Linked DNA regions of Homo sapiens: all the other regions are linked to region 3. Evidence: chromatin loops called from intact Hi-C (ENCODE). Cell type or tissue: Calu3. All regions are shown on one strand.

Evidence for each region. A loop is a pair of places that touch in the nucleus more often than their neighbours do. Peaks named below come from ENCODE experiments on the same cell type or tissue, not always from the same donor. Only the 100,000 strongest peaks of a DNase experiment are listed, where the experiment ranks them.
Region 1: it touches region 3 in a loop (2.7-fold over the local background); 6 of 110 quality-filtered maps call a loop at or near these places.
Region 2: it touches region 3 in a loop (2.3-fold over the local background); 2 of 110 quality-filtered maps call a loop at or near these places.

Annotation. Positions count from the first base shown.
Region 1 is chr1:181,321,085-181,329,084 of GRCh38, forward strand. It overlaps a transcript of CACNA1E not described here. Among named protein-coding and RNA genes, the nearest start is that of LINC01699, 89 kb to the left of the region's middle. In Calu3, no CTCF peak of the experiment used is centred here; a DNase peak (open chromatin) is centred at 4,087.
Region 2 is chr1:181,246,652-181,254,651 of GRCh38, forward strand. No RefSeq gene overlaps it. Among named protein-coding and RNA genes, the nearest start is that of LINC01699, 14 kb to the left of the region's middle. In Calu3, no CTCF peak of the experiment used is centred here; a DNase peak (open chromatin) is centred at 4,580.
Region 3 is chr1:181,186,094-181,194,093 of GRCh38, forward strand. No RefSeq gene overlaps it. Among named protein-coding and RNA genes, the nearest start is that of LINC01732, 16 kb to the left of the region's middle. In Calu3, a CTCF peak has its summit at 3,950 (motif pointing right); a DNase peak (open chromatin) is centred at 3,958.

The DNA.
Region 1 (8,000 bases), 130 kb after region 3:
GGCTCTTTCTAACAACCAGATCTTGTGGCAATTAATAGAAAGAGAATGCATTCATTACCTCGAGGACGGTGCCAAGCCATTCATGAGGGATCAGCCCCCATGACCCAAACACCTCTCACTAGGTCCCCAACTCCAACACTGGGGGTCACATTTCAGCATGAGATTTGGAAGGGATGAACAACCAAACTTTGTGTGTCTTCCACTTTTTGCCTGGCAACCTAGATCTCACCACAGGGATCTCACCTCTGGATCCCAGTCCAGTGAGCTCATGAATCCTACCTGGGGTGGTGGAATTGTCTAATGGAAAGGCAGAGCGCATGTCACCATCTGATTTTCAGGGTTTGTCTGCACCTTAGTTATTGATGCCTGCTTCTCTCAGGATCATAGTCAGGTGAATCCAGTTGTCTCAGAGACTGACCATGGCCTAGATTGGAAAAGGCCTTCTCACTCCTTGGCTTCCCCAGAAATAGTTCTGTAGACTAGTAGGGGAACCAGACCATCACTAGTTGATAGTGTGTTGGTTGGGTCCCTCAGATCCTCTCTATCATAAAGGCAAAAATAGAGGCTCATGTAGATAATTCTAGGCATTGTCATTCCCACTTACCCTGCAGCACAATAATTTACCAGACCAAGAACAGCATGGCTGGGGGGAAAGGAGGCAGGACGGAGATTGGGTCAGGATAGGGTAGTTAAAGAGTACTGCGTGGGAGACTTCATTTCTACCCAACTCAGCCTCTCTAAGAAGCCATGTGACCTTGTGCAAATCGGTAACCTAGTTGGGCCTCATTTAACTTGTCTGAAAATGAAGGTTGGGATATTTTCTAGCTTCAGCAGTCCCACAATTCAGGGTGGCTTTCTGCTCTGTGCTCTGTAAATCTGAGGCAGAACCACGCCTTTTCTCTTCCCTTCTACTGGGGGAGGGTAGGCGGGGCAGATGGGGCTTATGGACAGGAGTTAGATGGAGGGCCATGGAAGAAACCTTCTGGGTGGAGCAGCGACTGCCCTTGGTCTCCTATAGGCAGGCCTCAGCCCAGTTCTGGTCTGGAAAAATTGGGTAGCTCAGCTGGTCAGGGATGAGTAGATGAGATGCTGGCATATATTACTTTGCATTCCCAACAAGTGAGGGAGAATTGGGAAAAGCAGGAAATACAATAGTATACTAACAACCATCTACAATATGCCCTGAATGATTATCTGAGCAGTGGGGGAAGAGGGTGGGGGTGAGAGATAGGACAAAGGGAGAAGGAGAGACATGGTCTTTGTCCTCCTGGTGCTGACAGTGTGGGGAGAGCCTGGAACTAGGCCATTGGACCAAGTATACATGTTACAAACTATAAAGCCATTCAGAACCAAAAAGCCCCTTGCAAAACCATTTTTACAAACAGTTGTAACAAATAGTTAGAGTTGTTTATGTGCAAATAAAGTACCTTCCTGGCAGAAGCGAAGATGTGTGGTACCTTTCTCATTGTAACCTGGAAAACTGGTGTTATGAATGTCATCCTCATCCCTGACATGAGGATTCAAGAAGGTTCTATTGTCTGCAATACATGCATGGACTTGGGGGTAACTGCACTGAATGAGGTTATAGAATGGGGCTCCTCCAAGGAAAGGCCTTCCCGTTTATGTTCATGTGTTATTGCTGTGGCAGATTCAGTCTCTGAATCACAGGGCCTTTGTAACTATGTGGATGACAGTTGAAAAATAAAATTTCCTCCATAAACACTAGTCTGGGCTTGGGGTGAAGAGAGAGTGCTCTAGATTCTCAGTACAGGATTGGTAGTGACAGCAGCAGCTGAATGGGGCTGAGGGAGGGCACAGCCCCTGGGAGCACCAGGATGAAGGTGTGATGCTGTCTTGGGCACAACTGCGTATGGCACGGGAGTGCATCCGTCCCTGTGAGTTTTCATATAATTTCTAACCTGGGTAAAAAAATCTAGGGCTGCACCGATGGCCACACCTCTTATTGATGAAAATATCACTGTAGTTGCAAAAATGCAACTTGGTATCAAAGTAGTTCTCTGTGCCTTGCTGTCTTGCAGAGAGTATCTGTGTGTATGCCTCTCTTAAGTGCCTTTTGGGGTTCCTTCCCCTTTCTCATGAACCAAATGTGTACATGTGCTTTTTCCAGAAGGAATGAGAAAATAAAGATGCATGGTTCTTTCTCTTAAGTGATTGGTTTCTAGCTCTAAGTCCAGTACTTTAATAAAGTATTTCTTTTATCAAATTATATATTCTCTGACGCTGGCATAGTGGATCTGGTCTTGTTCCAATCCATACTAGCTATATGACCACAAGAAAAGCACTTAAACCTGCTGGGTCTCCACTTATTAATACACAGGCACAGAACTGTCTTTCAGAGAAGGGGAACTGGAGCCAATGGCCACTTGAGGCCCCTTCCCATGTTAGGATCATTGACTGTCATATGATTCTGTCTCCCTTCCCTTCTCTCTCTTCTTCTATTATCTTTCTCCCTCTCTTACCCTTTACTAGTCATACAATAGGATTTTTTTGTTTGCTATATTTACTGAATAGGAATTTTATTCTTTGTTCTTAATTTAAAAAGCTGTGAGGAACATTTTATATTTCTGCTTCTGAAAAGAAGGTAAATTGAGTTACTCTTGACTTATTTAGTCCTTGATTGATGTTTTCTTGAAAGTAATGATCCTAAATACAAAAAAGTTCCACCCTTTCCTTAGTGAGGGATTCATAATGACAGGTAAACACACATCCAACTTCCGCCTTCTTTTTTTGTTGGATCTCAGACTCTGGGTTAATGAGCTATTCGGTGCTGAAGTCTGAGAGTCCTAGGTTCATCCAGGCAAGGAAAGCCAGCCTTCCAACCTCAGAACCTGAGCCCTGGTCCAGAGCAGCTCCCATGATGACTGGAGAGGAAGGAGCCTGGGCTTGGGGGGCAAAGCCCCTTATGTGAGCTCAGTTCTGTCACTGGGTGAAAAATCACTTAAGTTCTCCCTGCTTTCCCTTTCCTTTCTTCTACTCACCTTTCCCCTCTTCCCTCTTTCTGAAAATGTGTCCTGAGGTCCTGTTCTGGGCCAGGCACTGACTAGGATACTGGGAATAGAGCAATGAACGAGACAGCCAGATATCATACTGTTGTGGAATTTATATTATATTGTAGGAAGAGAGAAACCATACATAGATAAGTAGATTTAGAAAAAAAATCAGACCGTAATGAATGGCATTTGGAGAATTAATAGAGGGTGATGTGGCAGTAACAGGGTCACACTTTAGATAGCAACATCAGGGAAGGCTTCTGAGGAGGTGATATTTAAGCCGAAGATCAGAATGATAAAAATGAAATAGGATCTATATCACAGATTCTCTATGGCTATTATGAGGAATAAGTTAAATTGTATGCAGAAGTGTTTGAGACTATGAAATGAATGCAGCACATTTTATATCTCATTGAGCAAAATTCTCTGAGGTTGAGCATTGTGATTAATTAATATTTGCAGTTTCAGTACCTAGCATAGTACTGAATGTAGGATGAATTAAATTATAAATGTAAATCGGGAGTTCAAAGGAAATGTTTAAGAAATAAATTAGATGATGCCTAGGACAGGCCTTTGTGGAAGGAAGATCCTGTTCCTTCCACTGTTGCCACTACTGGGCTTTCCTGGAGGTTTGCATCCATGAAGCCCCGGGAGAGTGGAGGTTCCCTGGGTTTACAGGGTACAGAGGGATGGAGAGGGACAGGCAATACTGAGGGAGTAGTGTTCTTGAGTAAGTTCCAGGTTGCTCTTCTTGCTTTTCAGGGTCTTCTTAACCCAGAGCGGACAGAGGTTAGCTTAGCAGGAATTGGGAAGAGACGTCCAGGCCTCCTTCCATCTCCTGCATCTGGGAGGGTGGCTGTTCTTCCCATGCTGCACAGGATGCAGACTTCATAGCCTTTGCCTTCCTCCAGTGCTGCCACAGCTCTCTCTTCTCTCCAGCCCATCGTGCTCAGAGGGGCTCTCAGTCCACTCTGCGGACTGCTGACTGAGACTTTGCAGACCTGCTCCCCTTCTCCCTGCTACCTGCCTGCCGGAAGAGTTGAGTCAACACAGCCCACCTCCTGCACCCAGAGCTGTGAGTCACAGTTGTTCAAACACGGAGGTGTGAATCACTCAACTTCTAGCCTTTGAGACATCTTGTGTGACAGCTGAGGGAGAAGGCTGTGTGTGTGTCCCTGCCCCTCACTTCCCTTTGGGTTTATCATGCTTCCTGCCCTTAGACCCTAGAGCTCAGACCTCACGGCCCTTCCCCAGGGCCACAAGACCAGTCTGGGGGTACATGGAGTGTTTATTCACTCACATGGGAGGGGTCCTTAGGAAGAACATCCTGTCCCAAGGTGTGGTTCCCGGACCAGCCACATAGCACCCTCGAGAACTTCTTAGGCATTCAAATTCTCATGCCCAGTCCCAGACATCCTGGATCAGAAACTCTAGGGGCGGGGCCAAGCCCTCCAGGGGAGTCTCATGCACGTTAGTTTGGGAACCCCTGTTAGAAGGATAACTGAGTGTGGAGCATCCAGCATGTGCCAGAAACTAGTTTTTTATTTTTATTTATTTATTTATTTATTTTTAAATTTTTATTTTTATTTTATTGAATTATTTTTGGTGTGTCTAGGCCAAGGAAATAGGAGATCGTGGGTGGGGAAACAGACTGAGGGAATCAGAAGCACCACTGTCCATCCGGAATTAAATCCACATCCCAGCATCTTCTGCAAATATTTCACTAATTATTTCCTCTCGGAACTCCTCCCTTCCTGTTCCTTCCTCTGGTGAGGCCGGCGCTCCCCTCCCAGGCCGCAGGGGACAGACAGGGATTGGGTTCTGTGTGCCTGCCACACCAGGCAGGCTCTTGCGGCTCCCAACTAGACGGCCTTGCACTCCGCGTGCACTGGCCACACATCCTCGCCTCCTCCACCCGCTCCGCCGCCGGTTTCCTTGGAAGTTAAATCTTGGAGGATTTGTCCACACCCAGGCCGCTGCCAATCCCAGCTCCTTCCCCAGCGCCTCATTTCCGATTTTTTCATATGCTAAGTCGTTTAACAACTCCCCAGAAACTAGTTATATTGTATGTACAGCTTTTTGAGGTACAGGAATTGTCATTCTTGTTTTATAGATGAGCAGAAAGGCCTGCAGAACCCGAGATCATAGTAGGTGGTAGATCCTGAGTTTGAATCCAGTCTTGACTTCGAAACCAGAATTATTGTGAGGTTTGGACCCCTAATTAAAATGCAAATATTTCTGACGATATCTGTTACTAATCAGTAACATCTTGGTGCTCTTAGTGCTAATTCCTGTCCTGGCCATTCACAATAGACTGCTGAGAGGAGAGCGGAACAGCCCTGAGAAGGAGGCCTGGATACCTTATGGTGTCTCATGGGTGCTCCCACTGCTTGGCAGTTTCTCCTGTGGTTAGCTCTGGCTGAGTTCCTCCTCCAGATGGGACTGAGTGACTGATCCTTAAACACAGGTGCTTCCCAGTCCACCCTGGCCCTTTCAGCTATTTATGGTCCACACATCCCTCCCTTTGCCTTGGCCACCGCTCGTATGCTGGTGACTTCCAAATTTCTGTTCTAACCTAGGATTCTCTTTTGAGTTTGAGATTTCTCTCCAACTGAATACTAGATGTTTATACTTCAGCACATCATAGTGTCTCAAACTCACCTTGTCTAAAACCTAACCCATCTTCATTTCCCAAATCTTGTCCTCCTCTCACATGGCCTCTTTCAGCAAATGGTACCGCCCTCCGTCCTGTTGCCCGAGACAGAAATCTGGGAGTCATTTGTGACTCTTGTTCCTCCCTTTTGCCCTGACGTTCATCACCTGACCTGCCCTCACCCACCCCACGTGGGCCTGGCTCTCAGTTGCTCATCCTGATTCCTCAATCCCTTTGGGCTGTCCTGGGTTCTTCTCCTTTGCACTCCCTTGGCATCCCATGCTTACCTCTGACACTGTGCTCCTTAGGTAGTGTTGTAACCGTCAGCCTCTCCTAGGCTGAGATCCTTGATGGCGAGGATTGTGTCTTTTATCTATGTGTCTCCAATGCTTTGCCCTTAGGTGACTGATAAGTTTACTGAATATATAAACAAGTAAAGATGCTACTCTGGAACCTTTGGCAAATCCTGATTCTCCTTCCCTTTGTTGCAGTACAATCTCCCCTATGATGGGGTCATTGTGCTCGCCAACTATGACTTTGACAAGATCCTTAACACTTGACTTTGAAGTGACAGTGAGTACCCACCAACTCCTCTCAGAGAAAGCAGGGAGTTGACGGAAGGCAGTAATACTACGGAGTGTGTATGTGGTATATATATATCTGTGTAGAAAGTGTTGCCATGAAGCTGAAGTGGAAGAATCCAGGCAGATTTCATATTCCTGCCAACTTTATATCCAACAATTTGTAATTTATAGAAAATCAAAGAAGAGTTTTCTCTGATCTCCCCAACCCCCATCTTTCCCCCCAGGGTGAAGACTGTATTTCAGTTATCACTGTATACCCACAGCTCCTCAATATATTGTCTAGAACACAGTTAAGTGCTAAATAAATGTTCAGAAAGAGCTTTGGCTAATGGCAAGAACTCTAGGAAAGGTTCTGGGTTGGGAGAATGAGGGCAGGACCTACAAATCCATGATCAGACCAGCTGAGTCCCATGGCTTTGAATATCATCTTTATGCCCCACACTCCTGTAGCAGTTAGCTTTTGCTGCATAATAAATCACCTCCGATCTCAGAGGCCTAAAACAACAGTTAGCATTTCTCACAATTCTGTGGGTTGGCTGGTGGTTCCTTTGTCCTAGGCTGGCCTGGCTGGAGTTGGATGGTCTGGTTTGGCCTCACTGACATCTATGGGTCATCAGCTGAGGCAGGGGCAGGGGGACAGCTGGGATGCTGGAGCCTCTCTCTTCACGATTTCACGTCCTCAGAGAGGCCAGCCCAGGTGTCTTCACATAGTTGCAGAAGGTTTCAGAAGCAAGTGTCTTTGTTTGAGCTGCTGTAACACAACACTGTAGGCTGGGTGGCTCTTAAATAGCAGAAATTTGATGTTCACAGTTCTGGAGGCTGGGAAGTCTGATATCAAGGTGCTGGCAGATTTAGTCGTGGTAAGGGCCTGTTTCCTGGTTCATAGGTGGTGCCTTCTCGCTGTGTCCTCACATGGTGGAAAGGTAAGGAGCTCTCTGGGGCCTCTTTTGTAAGGGCACTAATCCCATTCATGAGGTCTCCACCCTCATGACCTAATCACCTCCTAAAGGCCCCACCTTCTAATACCATTACAATGGTGAATAGCTTTCCACATATGAATTTGGGGAGGATACAAACATTCAGACAATAGCAAGGAGAGAGGGCAAGCCCCAGTGAGCAAGCCTTTTTCAGTTCTCTGCTTGTGTCACATTTCCTACTGTTCCATTGCCTAAAGCAAGTCACATGGCCAAGCTAGATTCAGTATAGGAAGTGACTACCCAAGGCGTGGATATAGGAAAATGTGAACAAATTGGGATTTGTGTTAGCCTGGGTCCTCTGAGAAGTAGCCACCAAGATGGGGTGAAATGTACATGGATTTTTATTAGGAGAAAAGTGATGAGAGTAATGGGGAAGGAGTTGGGAAAGGCTAGAAAAGCCATCAGACCACCATGCAAGTCTAACCCTGAGTGACAGATTGAGGGAAGGTAAGTTGAGTTCAAGGGTCCCTGCCTGCTGTGCAATCTGAGGATTGCAAGGCTTTTGGGAGGCCCTCACGCCAAAGTTGGCTATCAAGGGAGTCCTGTGACTCCTAGAGGTCTGCTAGGCACATTCTCACAGCCACCATAGTGTCATTACTCAAAGAATTTATCACAACTCCCAAATTTATACTTCCAGCTCAGACCTCTCTCCTAAGCTCTAGACCTCTATAGTCAATGGCTTTCTTAATCTTTCCACTGGGTGGTCTCAGAGGCATCTCACAGTGAACTCTTAATCTCTGCCTCCAAATCTGTTTTTCCTCCAGCTTTCTTTGTC
Region 2 (8,000 bases), 61 kb after region 3:
TGTTTATCAAGACAATACGTACCGCTGAACATAGACCCTTATTATTAGTTTTGCTTTTTGCCCTTTGCCTTGTGATCTTTGTTGGACCCTTACCAGTAGTTCTGCTTTTGCCCTTTGTCCTGTTCCCTCAGAAGCATGTGATCTTTGTTAGACCCTTACTAGTATTTCTGCTTTTTGCCCTTTGAAGTGTGTGATCTTTGTACCTACTCCCTGTTCTTACATCCCCTCTGTTTTTGAAACCCTTAATAAAAACTTGCTGGTCTGAGACTCAGGTGGGCATCATGGTCCTACTGATATGTGATGTCACCCCCGGTGGCCCAGCTGTAAAATTCCTCTCTTTATACTGTCTCTCTTTATTTCTCAGCTGGCTGACACTTACGGAAAATAGAAAGAACCTACATTGAAATATTGGGGGCGGGTTCCCCCAGTATCTGGCATGCCAACGTGGTTTTCTTTTTCCTAAGTGCATGTGGGAACCTGATTCCTTTTGGTAGGTGCGGAGAAACTTTCATCGGTCCGGTCCACAGAAACGCTTGTTCAGCTCCCTGACGATTGGTGAGTTGTCTGTGTATTGTCCAGGGTAACTATGGGTCATGTGGAGTCTAAACATTATGCTTATCTCTGCTATATTAAACTCCTGTTAAAACAGGGAGGAGTTCGGGTACCCATGGAAAATATTGTCACCCTATCCAGGGTGGTGGAAGAACACTGTCCTTGGTTTCCTGAAAAGGGAATGTTAAATGTGGAACTATGGGATCATGTTGGTGGAAAATTCCGGGAACTGGTCCTGACAGAAAATTATGTTCCCGTCACTGTTTGGGTGATTGGGCCTTGGTACATGCCATTCTAATGACATACCAATCCTGTGACCCCCTGCAGTTACCACAGTTTTCTGAATCTGGCAACCCTCTACCTCTTCCTCAGTTTCCCTCTCCCACTCAGCCTTCGTTATCTGCTCAGCCTCTCCGTTTGCCTACTCCTCACCCACCTGAAGATATTGAAGATTCAATATCTAACTCCGGTGACTTTGGCTTAACATCACCCCCTGATGATCTTATTTCTTTTCACGAGAAGCCAGTACTTGTAGCTCCCATGGCCCTGACTTGGACAGCCTGGGACCATATCTATGCTAACTCTTCCCTCTCCAAACCTTTGCAGCCTTTGCCTCCGGAGCCATCTGATGGCTCCGGGACCAGACTACAATTTACCTGTAATTCTGCAGGCCCTCCCCCGTCCACCACAGCCCCTCACCCTCCTGTTATTTCGGTCCCTCAACTGGTCACTTTGCCATTCACTCAACCTGCTTCTCTGTACCCTTCCTCATGCAGGGACACCCCTGTCATTCTGGTTGCACAGGATTGGGACAATAATCACCAGTATGCTTCTGCCTCTTCTGCTCCTCCAGTGCCCCTTTCTCATGCTCTCATACTGGTCTGACCTCCTCAACCTCAGTTTCCCTTATCTACACATACTTTTTCTGTCACTTCTATGCTGATTCCATCTCATGTGCCTGTTCTTGAAACTTCCATGCAACGCTTATTATACTAGAACAAAGAAACAAGTGGATTAGAGGCATGGGCTTATCCAGTTGTGCTGGAACCTCCCAATGCTCAAGGGGTATAAGTGCATCGATATCCGCTGCTCAATCTTACCTTTTTAAAAGAATTCAAGGATGCTTGTACTCAGTATGGTCCTACTTCTCCATATGTTAAAATGGTATTACAGACCCTTTGTACTGAGTTCATTTTGCTTCCTTGAGACTGGGACCTTTTGGCAAAAGCTGTTCTAACTCCATCTCAGCATTTACAATTCTGTATCTGGTGATCAGAGGAGGCCCGTCTGCAGGCTCAGCTAAATTGGGCTTATGGCATTCCAATTACTCAGGCTCAGCTCACAGGCTCTGATAATTACTCTCACACTACCGCCCAATTAGGCTTTGATGCTCTCACCATGGAACAAGTAACAAAGGTGTGTATGAGAGCTTGGGATAGATTAAGTGCCCTGGGCCAAGCTCCTGTTTCTTTTACTACTGTTAAACAGGGTCACAATGAATTATATCTTGATTTTATGGGTAAATTACAAGATGCTGTTGAAAAATCTGTCTCTGATGAGTGCACTCAAGGTATTCTCCTTCGTATGTTAGCTTTTAAGATCACAGTTCATACTGGTCTCATTAATTCTGATTCCTCTGTTGAGATTAAACTTATGGTGTCTGCAAGGTTCCTGTTTCCATTCTGGCTGGTGAGTCAATTGCTCAATCACTTTTACTACCTAATATTGTTTTAAACAAAGGAGATAAGACACAGGGCCCTGGGATGGGCTCCAGCAGTGAAAAAGCTGCTTATTGGATTAATGTAATTTCTAAACAATGGCCCACCTGCACCATACACATTCAAGGAAAAAAGTTTGAGGGCATAATAGATACTGGGGCTGATGTTTCTATTATTTCCTCTAATTTATGGCTTCCTCCTGGCTTAAACATCCCACTAACGTGGGACTAGTAGGTGTTGGAAAAGCTGATGAAGTTCACCAGAGCACATTTATCTTGCCTTGCACTGGCCCTGATGGTCAAAAGGGTACAATTCAGCCTTATATCACACCAATCCCCATTAATCTTTGGGGTAGAGATTTGCCGGCACAAAGGTGGGCTGAAATTAATATTCCACATCACTCTTACAGTGCTCCCAGTCAGCATATAATGGAAAACATGGGGTTTGTTCCCAGACTTGGTCTCAGTCCAAGACATGAAGGAATTACTAAAGCTCTTCAAGTTACTGTAAAAGAAGACAGGGCTGGTTTAGGTTATCCTTTTCAATGACGGCCACTGCTTGCCTCCTAATCCTGTTCCCCTACAATGGAAATCTGAAGCACCTGTCTGGATTGAGCAGCGGCCACTCTCTAAAGAAAAACTGGAGGCTTTAACTCAATTGGTTTCTGAACAGTTACAACTTGGAAATGTGGAATCTTCTCTTTCCCCCTGGAATTCTCCTGTGTTTCTAGTAACAAAGAAATCAGGCAAGTGGAGGATGGTAACTGATTTAAGGGCCATTAATGCTGTAATTAAACCTATGGGTGCCATCCAACCTGGCGTGCCTGCCCCTGCTTTAATACCTAAGAATTGGCCTCTCATAGTTATTGATCTTAAAGACTCCCTACCATCTGCCAGCTTTATGTTGGACAGGTGCTTTCTCCAGTTCGAGCTCAATTTCCCCAGGCCTATATGCTTCATTATATTGATGATATATTAATTGCTGCCCCCACTGATAAATAATTAATTGACTGTTATCAATTTTTGAGTCACCGTGTTACAGAGGCTGGTTTACACATCACTCAGGATAAAATTCAACAGACCACTCCTGTTCAATATTTAGGAATGGTGGTCAATAAAGAATGTATTCAACCTCAAAAGGTTCAGATTAGGAGAGATTCTTTAAAAACCTTAAATGATTTCCAAAAACTTTTGGGTAACATTAATTATTTAAGATCTACTTTAGGCATTCCAACATATGCGCTGTCTAACTTGTTTTCTACATTGTGTGGAAATTCCAATCTCCACAGTCCCAGGACTTTGACCCCTGAGACTTCACTGGAACTGGAATTCATGGAGGAAAGAATCCACACTGCCCAGTTGTCTAGGGTACAGCCATCTCAGCCTTTTCAGCTTCTGGTTTTCACTTCATTGCACTCCCCTACTGGGCTAATAGTTCAACATAATGATTTAGTGGAACGGTGTTTTTTTCCTCATTCTGTGTCAAAAACTTTATCTGTTTGTCTGGACCAAATGGCCACCCTAATTGGACAAGCTCGGTGTAGAATACTTAAAATTTCTGGATTTGATCCGAATTTAATTGTGGTTCCTTTAAATCAGCTCAAAGTTCAGGCTGCTTTTCAACATTCCATACTGTGGCAAATTCACTTGGCTGATTTTATCAGTGTTATTGACAATCGTTATCCAAAAAACAAATTGTTTGATTTTATAAAAATGACTTCTTGGGTGGTCCCTCGATTGACCAAAGATCAGCCTATTCCTGAGGCCGTTACAGTGTTCACGGAGAGCTCCAGTAATGGAAATGCTGGTTATGTGGGTCCTACAGACAAGCTTATTTCTAACCCTTATACCTCTGCTCAGAAGGCAGGGTTAATTGCTGTAATTACTGCCTTACAGGATTTCCCCAAACCTTTAAATATTGTCTCTGATTCTGCTTATGTTGTACATGCCACTAAAAATATAGAAACTGCTACTATCAAACATGTTAATAATTCCGAATTGGCTTCTTTATTTTCAAGGTTACAACAGGTGGTTCACCAATGTAGACACCATTTCTATATTACACGTATTAGATCTCATACCACTTTACCGGGACCCATGTCTGCTAGTAACCATAAGGCCGACTGTTTGGTCTCTTTTGCTATCCAAGAGGCTCACGAGTTCCATAATCTCACTCATGTCAATGCTGCTGGATTAAAAGATAAATTTGCTCTCACCTGGAAGGAGGCTAAGCTTATTGTCCACTGCTGTCTTCAGTGCCAAGTTTTTGTACTTCCAAATCAGGAACATGGCATTAATCCCAGAGGCCTAACTCCTAATGATTTATGGCAGATGGATGTGACTCATGTTAGCTCTTTTGGCAGACTTTCATATGTACATGTTTCTGTGGATACCTTTTCAGGTTTTATTTGGGCTCCTTGCAAAACAGGGGAAGGCACACCCCATGTTAAAAAGACATCTGTATTCTTGCTTTGCAGTTATGGGGCTTCCATATCAGATAAAGACAGACAACACCCCTGGATATATTAGTAAGGCTTTTGATTTATTTATGCAACAATGGGGAATTTCCCATATTATCAGAATCCCTTACAATCCTAAGGGACAGGCTGTGGTGGAATGGGCCAATCGCACTTTAAAAACTCAGTTGTCCAAACAGTCTGAGCAACAAAACCATAATTTAACCACTCCCCAATCCCAATTACATTTAGCATTGTTACTTTAAACTTTCTAAATGTTCCTAAAGACAATACTCTGACCGCAGCTGAAAGCCATTACACAGGCAAAAAATTCTCCCTAAACGAAGGCAAGCCAGTGTTATGGAAAAACTCCCAAACCAATACCTGGGAACCTGGAACAATTATAACATGGGGAAGAGGTTATGTTTACGTTTCACCAGGAGATCATCAATCCCCTGTCTGGGTGCCCACTAAGAGGCTGAAACTTCATGTGAATACTAACAATGAAAACCACAGGGAAGAGACATCTGCATCAGAGACCGCCCTCATACCTGGTGAGATCTGTGCCGACTCCTCAGAAACTGGCATGCCAAATCAAGAGAGTCTGATTCAATCCTCCCTAATGGCAACGGAGACCCCTCTAACTAATCCCACTTCTCCTAATTGCCTTTCTTTTTCTCCCTACGAACCTAAAAATCTTACCATTTCTATTAGCTTAAAAATAACATCCCCTTGTTCTCTTCCTCCTTCAGCACTGGATCTCACTTACAATAGGTTTTATTTAATAATTCTCCTCCTTATACTTTCTGTCTCACCAGTTTGCCCTCATACTGATTTACCTGCTAAACAAAATTATTCTTATTGGGCTTATGTGCCTTTTCCTCCACTTATTTGACCTCTCCCCTGGATGGATGCTCCTGCAGAAATCTATACTAACGATAGTGTGTGGATGCCTGGAGCTACAGATGACTGTTTCCCCACTCAACCAGAAGAAAACACTGCATTTAATGTTACTATGGGTTATAAATACCCTCCTCTGTGCCTTGGACATGCACCTGGTTGGATCCATCTAGAAACTCAAGTCTGGGCTGCTTATCTTCTGGAGAGATTAGCTACAGGGGAACAGGGACATTTGGTCTCTGGCCTCTCCCTTTCTCCTTTAAGACAAATGAAAAGGGGAGTAATAGGAGATACCCCATACTTTCAATATAAACCTGTAGGAAAACCATGTCCTAAAAATTTTGAGGGCCCATCTAAAACTTAAATTTGGGAAGCTTGTGTTAACTCACATGCAGTACTATTAAAAAATGACTCATATGGTTTAGTAATAGACTGGGCACCAAAGGGCTATTTAAAAAACAATTGCTCCTCTGGTGGGAGGGAATGCCTGGAGTCTACTTATTTTATTTCTTATTGGGAGGACAAGGATCATCATCCTACTTTGCATAGGAGGTTCAGCTCATTCTTTCCCTTAAAATGGGAAGATAAGGGCATTACTCCCCTGAGGCCTCATATTATATTTCCCATTCTGAGCCCAGAACACCCAGAACTTTGGAAACTGGCTATTGCCATGTCTGGACTGCGAGTATGGGATGGGGAAACTTTTCTGTCTGTTGTCCCCACTACCACCCCTTGCATCCGTGATTCTGAACCCCGTGATAAATCTCCTTTGAACGCTTTTCCTCTTTTTGATGCTGATCCTCCTTTATGGGACTCCAATTGGCATTATGATAATTCTTCTTGACTGATAATTCTGATAATTCTCTATGATAATTCTTTTTGACTTAACTCTACCTCTTTGGCATCCCCGGGCACCTCGGATTGCTTCTTTACAGTGGAGAACATTGGGCGTTGCCACCACCGCTCCTCTCCCTCAGTATCAATGTAGATTCAAACATTCTGCTTTGTTTACCTCCAGCCTGAATATTCCTATACAGAGTTGTGTTAAGCCTCCTTACATGCTGTTAGTGGGAAATTTCAAAATTTGGACAAACAATCAAACTGTCCAATGCATTAATTGTCATTTACACACTTGTGTTAATTCCCGTTTTGACTTCAGGAAAAGTGTAATGTTGATTCGAGCTCGAGAAGGAATCTGGATACTGGTAACTTTACCCAGACCTTGGGAATCTTTCCCCTCAGTATGTTTAATTAATGAAATATTACAATGAATTCTCAGAAGATCTAAGAGATTTGTTTTCACTTTAATGACTGTGACCATGGGCCTAATTACAGTCACTGCACTGGCCACCACTGCTGGAGTGGCATTACACCAATCTATTCAAATGACTCATTTTGTTAATGATTGGCAAGCCAATTCCACCCAAATGTGGAATTCTCAACAGGGCAGTGATCAAAAATTAGCTAATCAAATTAATGATTTAAGACATTCTGTTATTTGGCTTGGAGATCGGCGAATGAGTCTTGAATATCACATGCAAATGCAGTGTGACTGGAATACTTCTGATTTCTGTGTCACACCATATTCCTACAACAAGACTGATCATTCATGGGAAATGGTCAAAGGACACCTTCTGGGTAGGGAAGATAATTTATCCTTGGACATAACTAAATTAAAGAAACAAATTTTTGAAGCCTCTCAAGCTCATTTACCCATTGTGCCTGGAGCTGATGCGTTAGATCAGGTGGCAGAAAGTCTTTCTGGACTAAACCCCACGACTTGGATTAAGTCTGTTGGGGGCTCCACTGTAGTACATTTTGGAATCATGTTTCTCTGTTTAATCGGCTTGTTTTTAGTGTGCCAGACCAGTCAAAGAATCTTGCATCAAAACCGAGAGAACGAAGAAGTCTTCATCGCCATGGCACATTTATATAAAAATAAAGGGAGAGGTGTCGTGGGAAGTCAGGGACCCCGAATGGAGGGACCGGCTGGGGCCGCGGTAGACAAACGTAAGTTGTGAAGATTTCATGGACATTTATCAGTTCCCAAATAATACTTTTATAATTTCTTATGCCTGTCTTTAATCTCTTAATCCTGTTATCTTTGTAAGCTGAGGATGTACATCACCTCAGGACCACTGTGCTAATTGTGTTAACTGTACAAATTGTAAAACATGTGTGTTTGAACAATATAAAATCAGTGCACCTTGAAAAAGAACAGAATAACAGCAATTTTTAGGGAACAAGGGAAGACAACCATAAGGTCTGACTGCCTATGGGGTCGGGCAAAAAGAGCCATATTTTTCTTCTTGCAGAGAGCCTACAAATGGACGTGCAAGTAGGGAAGATATTGCTAAATTCTTTTCCTAGCAATG
Region 3 (8,000 bases):
CATGTGTCATGGTGGTTTGCTGCACCCATCAACCCATCATCTACATTAGGTATTTCTCCTAATCTATCTCTCCCCTTGCCCCCTACCCCCCGACAGGCCCTGGTGTGTAACGTTCCCCTCCCTGTGTCCACGTGTTCTCATTGTTCAACTCCCATGTATGAGTGAGAACATGTGGTGTTTGGTTTCCTGTTCCTCTGTTAGTTTGCTGAGAATGATGGTTTCCAGCTTCATCCATGTCCCTGCAAAGGACATGAACTCATTCTTTTTTATGGCTGCATAGTATTTCATGGTATATATATGCCACATTTTCTTTAACCCAGTCTATCATTGATGGGCATTTGGGTTGGTTCCAAGTCTTTGCTATTGTGAATAGTGCTGCAGTAAACATACGTGTGCATGTGTCTTTATATAGTAGAATGATTTATAATCCTTTGGGAATATACCTAGTAATGGGATTGCTGGTTCAAATGGTATTTCTGACTCTAGATCCTTGAGGAATCGCCACACTGTCTTCCACAATCGAACTAATTTACACTCCCACCAACAGTGTAAAAGTGTTCCTATTTCTCCACATCCTCTCCAGCATCTGTTTTTTCCTGACTTTTTAATGATTGCCATTCTAACTGGTGTGAGATGGTGTCTCATTGTGGTTTTGATTTGCATTTCTCTAATGACCAGTGATGATGAGCTTTTTTTCATGTTTGTTGGCTGCATAAATGTCTTCTTTTGAGAAGTGTCTGTTCATATCCTTTGCCCACTTTTTGATGGGGTTGTTTGTTTTTTCCTTGAAAATTTGTTTAAGTTCCTTGTAGATTCTGGATATTAGCCCTTTGTCAGATGGATAGATTGCAAAAGTTTTCTCCCATTCTGTAGGCTGCCTGTTCACTCTGATGATAGTTACTTTTGCTGTGCAGAAGCTCTTTAGTTTAATTAGATCCCATTTGTCAATTTTGCCTCCAAATTTCTATGGAATCCTATGTGTCTTTCAAGGCCAGTGTTAAACTCTGCTGTCTCTGTGAAGCCTTTCCCAACTCCCTGATGAAATCATATTCTAGCTCTTCCCTCCTCCCTCAGCACTGCGCTAGCCTCCCTGTTGAGCTGGAGGGTGATGGCTCCTTATCAAAGCTATTGGCAGTACTGAGGTGCTAAGCCATGTGTAAGGGCTAGGGCATCCAGGCAGACCTAGACTCTAGCAACCACTGCCTGCAAAGTCCCAAAGGGAGCCCTAGAGGAAGAACAGAGGAGGAAGCAGAATCACCTTTACTCGTAGCTGGGCTTGGACCATAAACCCCATGCAGTGAACTGGGGTTAGCTGGGCTGAGTATGGGGGCCTTCCTCTCCCCAAATCTCTGCTCTTCTTGTTCTCTGGCCAGCCACATGGAAGGACAAGGACAATGCCTCAGCCTGGGCCAGTGAAGTGCATCTGCTGGGTGAACAGAGAACCTCTGCAGCTACGTCCTCAGCTTATCTTTTATGCATAGTGACTACACCCACTTCAAATATGTCAATGTCCTGAAATCTGACCAACCAGATGAGTGCTCTTCTTCCTTGGGTCAGAATGAAAGGCGAGGTGAGGGAGTCTTGAGATCTTCTCATCCTGCCTTTGAAATCCCCCAATACCCAGCACAGTGCTGAAGCCAGAGTAAGAGCAACAGGGAATTGTTGAATTAATTTGAAGTCAATACTGCTACCATGAGACTGGGTCTGCCCCTCACCTCAGAATCCAGGACGTGGAACTTCTAAACAGGGTGAGAATTGACATCAGAGTGCTGTCCACTTGGCTGCTAGGCATCTCATCCCTCTGCCTGCCTCTGTGCGAGTGCACTTAGACAGTGGAGCTCAGTAAAATCCAACAACCCACGGGGCCTGGAGAACTCAGAGGAGATGTCTGTCAAAGCTCACTCCCAGAGATTCTGGCACTCTGGAGGACCACAGAGGAAACAGATATTGTGTGGCACCATGTGATGTAAGGGGGAAGAAAAGCCTGAGAAACAGAACAAACTGGGGAAAAAACACGGTGAAGCAGAAGTACACAGGCTGTGATGGTGTATGTGACCCTCTCTACTTAGAAGGAAGACAGTAAGAGAGGGGGAAGGGAGGAGGAGGAGGCTGCTAGGATCTGCATAGGACCCTGCATGTCAAAAAGGACTTTTGGGGCTGGGTGAGGTGGCTCACGCCTGTAATCCCAGCACTTTGGAAGGCTGAGGTGGGCAGATCACGAGGTCAAGAGATCGAGACCATCCTGGCCAACATGGCGAAACCCCGTTTCTACAAAAAATAAAAAATTTGCCTGGCGTGGTGGCATGCACCTGTAGTCCCAGCTACTTGAGAGGCTGAGGCAGGAGAATGGTGTGAACCCGGGAGGCGGAGGTTGCAGTGAGCTGAGATCGCGCCACTGCACTCCAGCCTGGCTACAGAGTGAGACTCCATCTCAAAATAAATAAATAAATAAATAAATAAATAAATAAATAAAAAAAATAAAAAGGACTTTGAGGAGATGTGTTAATCAAAGGAGCTGAAATCCCTCATTCGGGTCTGCCCTGCCAGGTGCTGGGCCCCTGCTCAGCTTGCCCCAATCCTCTCTCCTGAAGCAGGTGGTCTCGCTTTCCCCGCAGCTGCTACCCATGGTACCCAGTCAGTGAGGGAATGCTGTTTGGCTCGCTGCTCTGTTTCGGGGGTAGAGGTTGGGTCAGGGGTGCCTCTCTCCCTCACTCTGGGGTCAATTCTCATCCTGCCTTGAGATTCCAGGTCTGAACTCTGAAATGGGGGACAGCTTCATTCTTATGATACTGGGCCAATAGTCAGGGGCCTGGGTTCCACTGCTGTGGCTATCAGAATGGGGTCTGCAGGTGGATTTGTTCTTGTACAAGGAATAGCCCTGTACAAGTGGGCAGGTGGAGGTGTTCATGCGCACTCTGAATAGATGCTGGTGGCTGTTGGGATGTCCTAGGTCACTGTGAGGTTCTGTGATTGTGCTTTTGAAGTAGATCAAGTAGGATCCTAGTTAACTTTTGGCTTTTCCTTTGTCCTCCAAATGTCTTTGGGGATGGTAATGTCTGTTCTACTGGTTTCCTGAAGAGTGAGCTGCCTTCTAAATTTTATATAGTAAAATCCTTAAGATCATTTAAATTTCCCATATGGAACTTCGTATTTTTGGATCTCAACTGCATGCTCCTTTCTTTCCCCTCCAAACAAAAGTCTCCTGTTTGAGTTTTTAATGTCAGAACTTGAGGGGCTTACTCTTTAAGTAAGTGTATTTGTAATTTCTTGTATTCACCTGGTTACTAAAGCTATCACAGATCAGAAACTTGGAATACCATGGTTTTTGGTCTTCAAAATGCTTTCGTCAGCATTATTTCGTGCAAGCCTCACCTCCCCCACCTCCGGAAAGGAGGTTGGGTAGATTTTTTATTTTTATCATCATTTTTCCACAGATGGGAACATCGAGGCACAGATGGGCTGGGGCACACGTAGAGTCAGGGCATAGCTGGGATTAGAACCTGGAGTCTCCGCCAAATGCTATTCCCCAGAGACCTCAGCCAGGGAGCGAGGCGCTTCTCCAACGTCAGGGTGTAGAGTCCCGTCTTTGTCTTCTCATCAGCCCAGAGCTGTGGCGCTGTGGGTGTAATGCGCTTGGCACAGGGAAGCCAGGGATTCCAGGAGCAGGAACCTCAGACTCATGCCAGAGATTGTCCTACAGGAGGGGTCACCTGGGGCCGGGGATATCTAACCCACAGAGAGAAAAGGGCCCCTGCAGGCTCTGCGCACCGGCGCCCGTGCAGCCCTCCCCACGGATCACTGTTCCTGGACTGAATGAATTGCTCTATGACCTACAGACTAGCAGTCCCTTCGGTGTTACGCCCTTCCTTCCACCTTCTCTCCCTTTTGTCACCCCGGGTGCCCTCTGGGCCTCCAGGCTCTTGTAGGCCGCCTCCGCCGCCGATTCCGCAGATGGCCACTGGGTGGCGCCCGCGGCGTGCGGGCCGGGCCTTGGCGCTGACTGGGGCGGTGCGTCCAGCCTGCAGCTTCCCGGACCCCCAGCCCGCAGCGGGGCTGCTGGGGCCCCTTCCGCGAGCCTGGGGGCCTGGCGGAGCTGGACGAGGCTCAGGGTCACTTACAGAGAGACAGAGGTGGGTGGGTGGGGACGCTGGAGGTGGGACGGGGTGTGGGGAAGGGGAGGACGCTCGGAGCTCTGACAAGGCGGTGGTTCTTTTCCCCAGGGAAACCCTTTCGGGGTGGAACGGGCTGAACCGTTACCTTGGAAGAGCAGAGGAGAAAACGGTCTCTGCCCACAGAGTGATCTGGGGAGTGGAGGGTTGGGGGGCGGGGGTATCTTCCTTATCTGTTTAGCACATATAGCGCTTACTGCGTGCCAGGTACTTTACAAATGTTAACTCATTTAATTCTCAGGACAACCCCACAGACCCCGTTTTACAGCGGAGGACGCAGAGGCACAGGTTACCTAGTAAGTAGCAGAACCTGGACTCTACCCCAGGTAGCCCAGCTCTCCTGCTGCCTCCCCTCCCTCCTCATAGGGTGGGTAGGAGATGCGGGAGGGAGGCAGGTGTACACCCTCAGCGTTTATGGCCTCCTGCTTCATTCACTACCTCATTCATTCACTCAACAAATCTTGGTGCGGGGCTTCCTGCTGCCCAGGTGTGGTGCTTGCACTACCGTGGTTAGTGAAGCCAGCCACAGTCCTTGTCCTTGTGGACCTGGTGGGGGAGACAGAGATTACTCAACTAATCACACTAACCACGTTCTCCAGATGAGCGTTCTAGAGAAATGAACGCGCTCTCCCTCGCAGCCGCCTCTTCCTCTTGGTCCACTCTATCCCTCCCATCCCAGGCCCACTGGCTTACCTGGCCCAGATGTGTCTGCTGAGATTCTAGCTCAGAGCTGAAGGGTGGACGGTGACTTGACTTTGTTGCACAGCCCTTGGGGACTCCCAAGGCGGACCACATCCATTGTCTTTTTTGGTCTTGTCCAGGGCAAGCTGCTGTGAGTCTCTTGGGGAGGCAGACTTTTTAGAAGGAGTGGGTGGTTCAAATCAGAGAATGTTCTAGGGGAGACTGGAGGGAGTCTTTAGTTTCAAACTGGAATCTGAATCCAGGCTGTCACCTGCTTTGTAGTGTTTGCTGATTTCTGTGACCCATCTGTTGGTAGGTTTCAAGCCACCAGTGAGATACCACAGAGCAAACAGCTGGGAAGAGAGGCCCAGAAGTGACTCTCACCAGGCTGTGTGGTGCTCCCGCACTCCGCCGGCAGTGTCTCTCCCTAGTTGTATGACCTGAGGCAAGTGATTTCACCAATGTAACCTCACTTTCTTCACCTGTAAAATGGGCCAACACCACCTCTCCCAGGCTGTTCGTGTGAGGATTAAATGACTTAGTGTTGTCTCCCACTTAACTACAATTAATTACATTTAATCCTTAGAATGGCCTTACGCATTCTAATTATTTGATTTTATGTCAGTTTTTTCCAATGAACTGCGAACTCCTTGAAGGCAGGGACTATGTCACATTTATCTTTGTATCCCCAGTGTCTAGTACAGAGCTTGGCACATAGTAGGTACTCAATAAGTGTGTCCCTTTCAAACCCAAAGCTATAGTCCTGTGCGAGTGAAACATGTGGTCCACCCTTCAGCCTGGGCCTTCTCTGTGAGCCTGGGGAGGGTGGACCTGTGGACCCTTGCACGGATCCTTCCCAAGGAGCCTGCATGGCTGGTTGAGATTTCAGCTTTTCAAAGTCCTTCCTGGGAACCATGTGCCGTCTGAGGGCTGGCTGTTGGAGGATCACCCTGAGCACATCCCCTGGGCACCTGGAGCCCCCTGCCCTGGCTGTATATCTGTAGAGGACAGTTTAGGGGTGGGGTCTGTATCACAGACATGAGCAGGTCCCTGGCTCCTCCCAGCTTCTCAAAATTTCTGGAACAGGGTGTAGGGAACACCAAGATAATGATGTCATCACCCAAACCTAAAACATATGCCTATACATGGGAAAGGAGCCACCCTGGTCCTCTCTCCATGAAACATAGAATCCATCCTCGGTCCTGCCAGCCCTAGCTCGGATGCGGCTTGAAAACCTCCCTGTGAGCTTCCACTGGTGAGATGGGCTGTCCTCACATCTTCTGTGTTCCCTGACACCTCAGCTGCTGCCACAGGCCCCAGCTTGGCACTACACCCTGCCACCACGAGTTGTACTCCCTTGCACCCCTGCTTCCCTTCCTGTTATCCAGCCACTCCTCTGTCTCTAGGGCTGTGTCCCTGAGTAAGGGGCTACATGGCCTGGTGAGCAGAGAAAAGAGCTGCAGGGAGGCTGTCAGCTCTCTGCAGGAGGCTGCAGTAACCATGCTCTTTCTTACTTTCCACGCTATTTGCTTCTCACCACCCGCGCTAGCTCCTCCCCACAACATCTGCTCGGTGGAGGATGCACATGCTGTTCTCCAGGGTGGGCCTGGAGCATCTCACATCTCCAAGCCCTACAGGTTTCTTCTCCCAAGCAGCCCATTCCCCTCTCCCTCATTCATCAGGATACTGGCCAGGTGTCTTTAACACCTCTTGTCCTCTGTACACTGTATCCCATTAGTCTATAAGTCCTATTGTGCCCACCCTCACTGTTGATTGATTGTGTGCTCTTCTCTCTGTACCCATCACCACTGATTTCCCTGGTCAATTCTCACCTGGATGATTGCTGTGAATTCTTTTTTTTTTTTTTTTTTTTTTTTTTTTTTGAGATGGAGTCTCGCTCTGTCACACAGGCTAGAGTGCAGTGGGGCGATCTCGTTTCACTGGAACCTCTGCCTCCTGGATTCCATATTGCTGTGAGTTCCTAATGGGGTCCTCCTGTCTTTAGTCCTTCCACAGGCTCTACATTTAAGTATGTTCTCCAATGTAAATCATTCGTTTATTCTTTACTTCCATCAATAAACGTGCCAGGTACTGTTCCAGGCACGAGGGAGATGGCTGTGAGCAAGACAGGATCTCCAGTGTCCATGGGGCAACCTCTGTCCATAGCGTTCTGGGGGTTTCCAGAACCATGGGGCTAAGGCACACATCCCTCGGTTGGCATTTGGAGCATGTCAGTGTCAGTCCTGGACTCTTTTTGCAGCCCCTTGTTTTCCATCACCTGCCTGTGAGCTCAGCTCTGGCCTTGCTGACCACTCTGCCTTCTCTAAACACACGATGCAATGTCTTAGGTCTGGAGTGCCCTTCTTTACCTTTCCATCCACTCCCTGGCCTCCAGCTCCAATGCATCCTGCACGGTGCCTTGCACATGGCTGGTGCTCCCTAACAAGCATTGACTCAAATGGGATTGATGGACTGGGAAAACCAAAGGAGGCCCTCTGTTTGCAAAACTGAGCTAAGAGTCTCCTGATCTAACCACCTGAGGTCCTGGGAGTCGCCTCTTCATTGTCTTTGTCCAAGCTTTAATCAAAGTAGGATTCTGTTTACCTCCCTAGAAATTGTGTTGGTATGTCCTATATAAGTGTTTGCTGTTACTGTTGCTAGAAGCTGACTCTGCTATATCCTTAAAACTTCTTGAAGAACTTAATGTCCTTGTGATATGGTTTGGCTCTGTGTCCCCACCCAAATCTCATCTTGTAGCTCCCATAATTCCCATGTGTTGTGGGAGGTACTGGGTGGGAGATGATCGAATCACAGGATAGGTCTTTCCCATGCTGTTCTTGTGATAGTGAATGGGTCTCATGAGATCTGATGGTTTTAAACACAGGAGTTTCTCTGCACAAGCTCTCTTTTTGCCTGCTGCCATTCACGTAAGATGTGACTTGTTCCTCCTTTGTTTCCACCATGATTGTGAGGCTTCCCCACTCACGTGGAACTGTGAGTTCTCCATTGAACCTCTTTCCTTTGTAAATTGCTCAGTCTTGGGTATGTCTTTATCAGCAGTGTGAAAACAGACTAATAGAGTAAGTTGGTACCAGTAGAGTGGGGTGCTGCTGAAAAGATATCCAAAAATGTGGAAATGACTTTGGAATT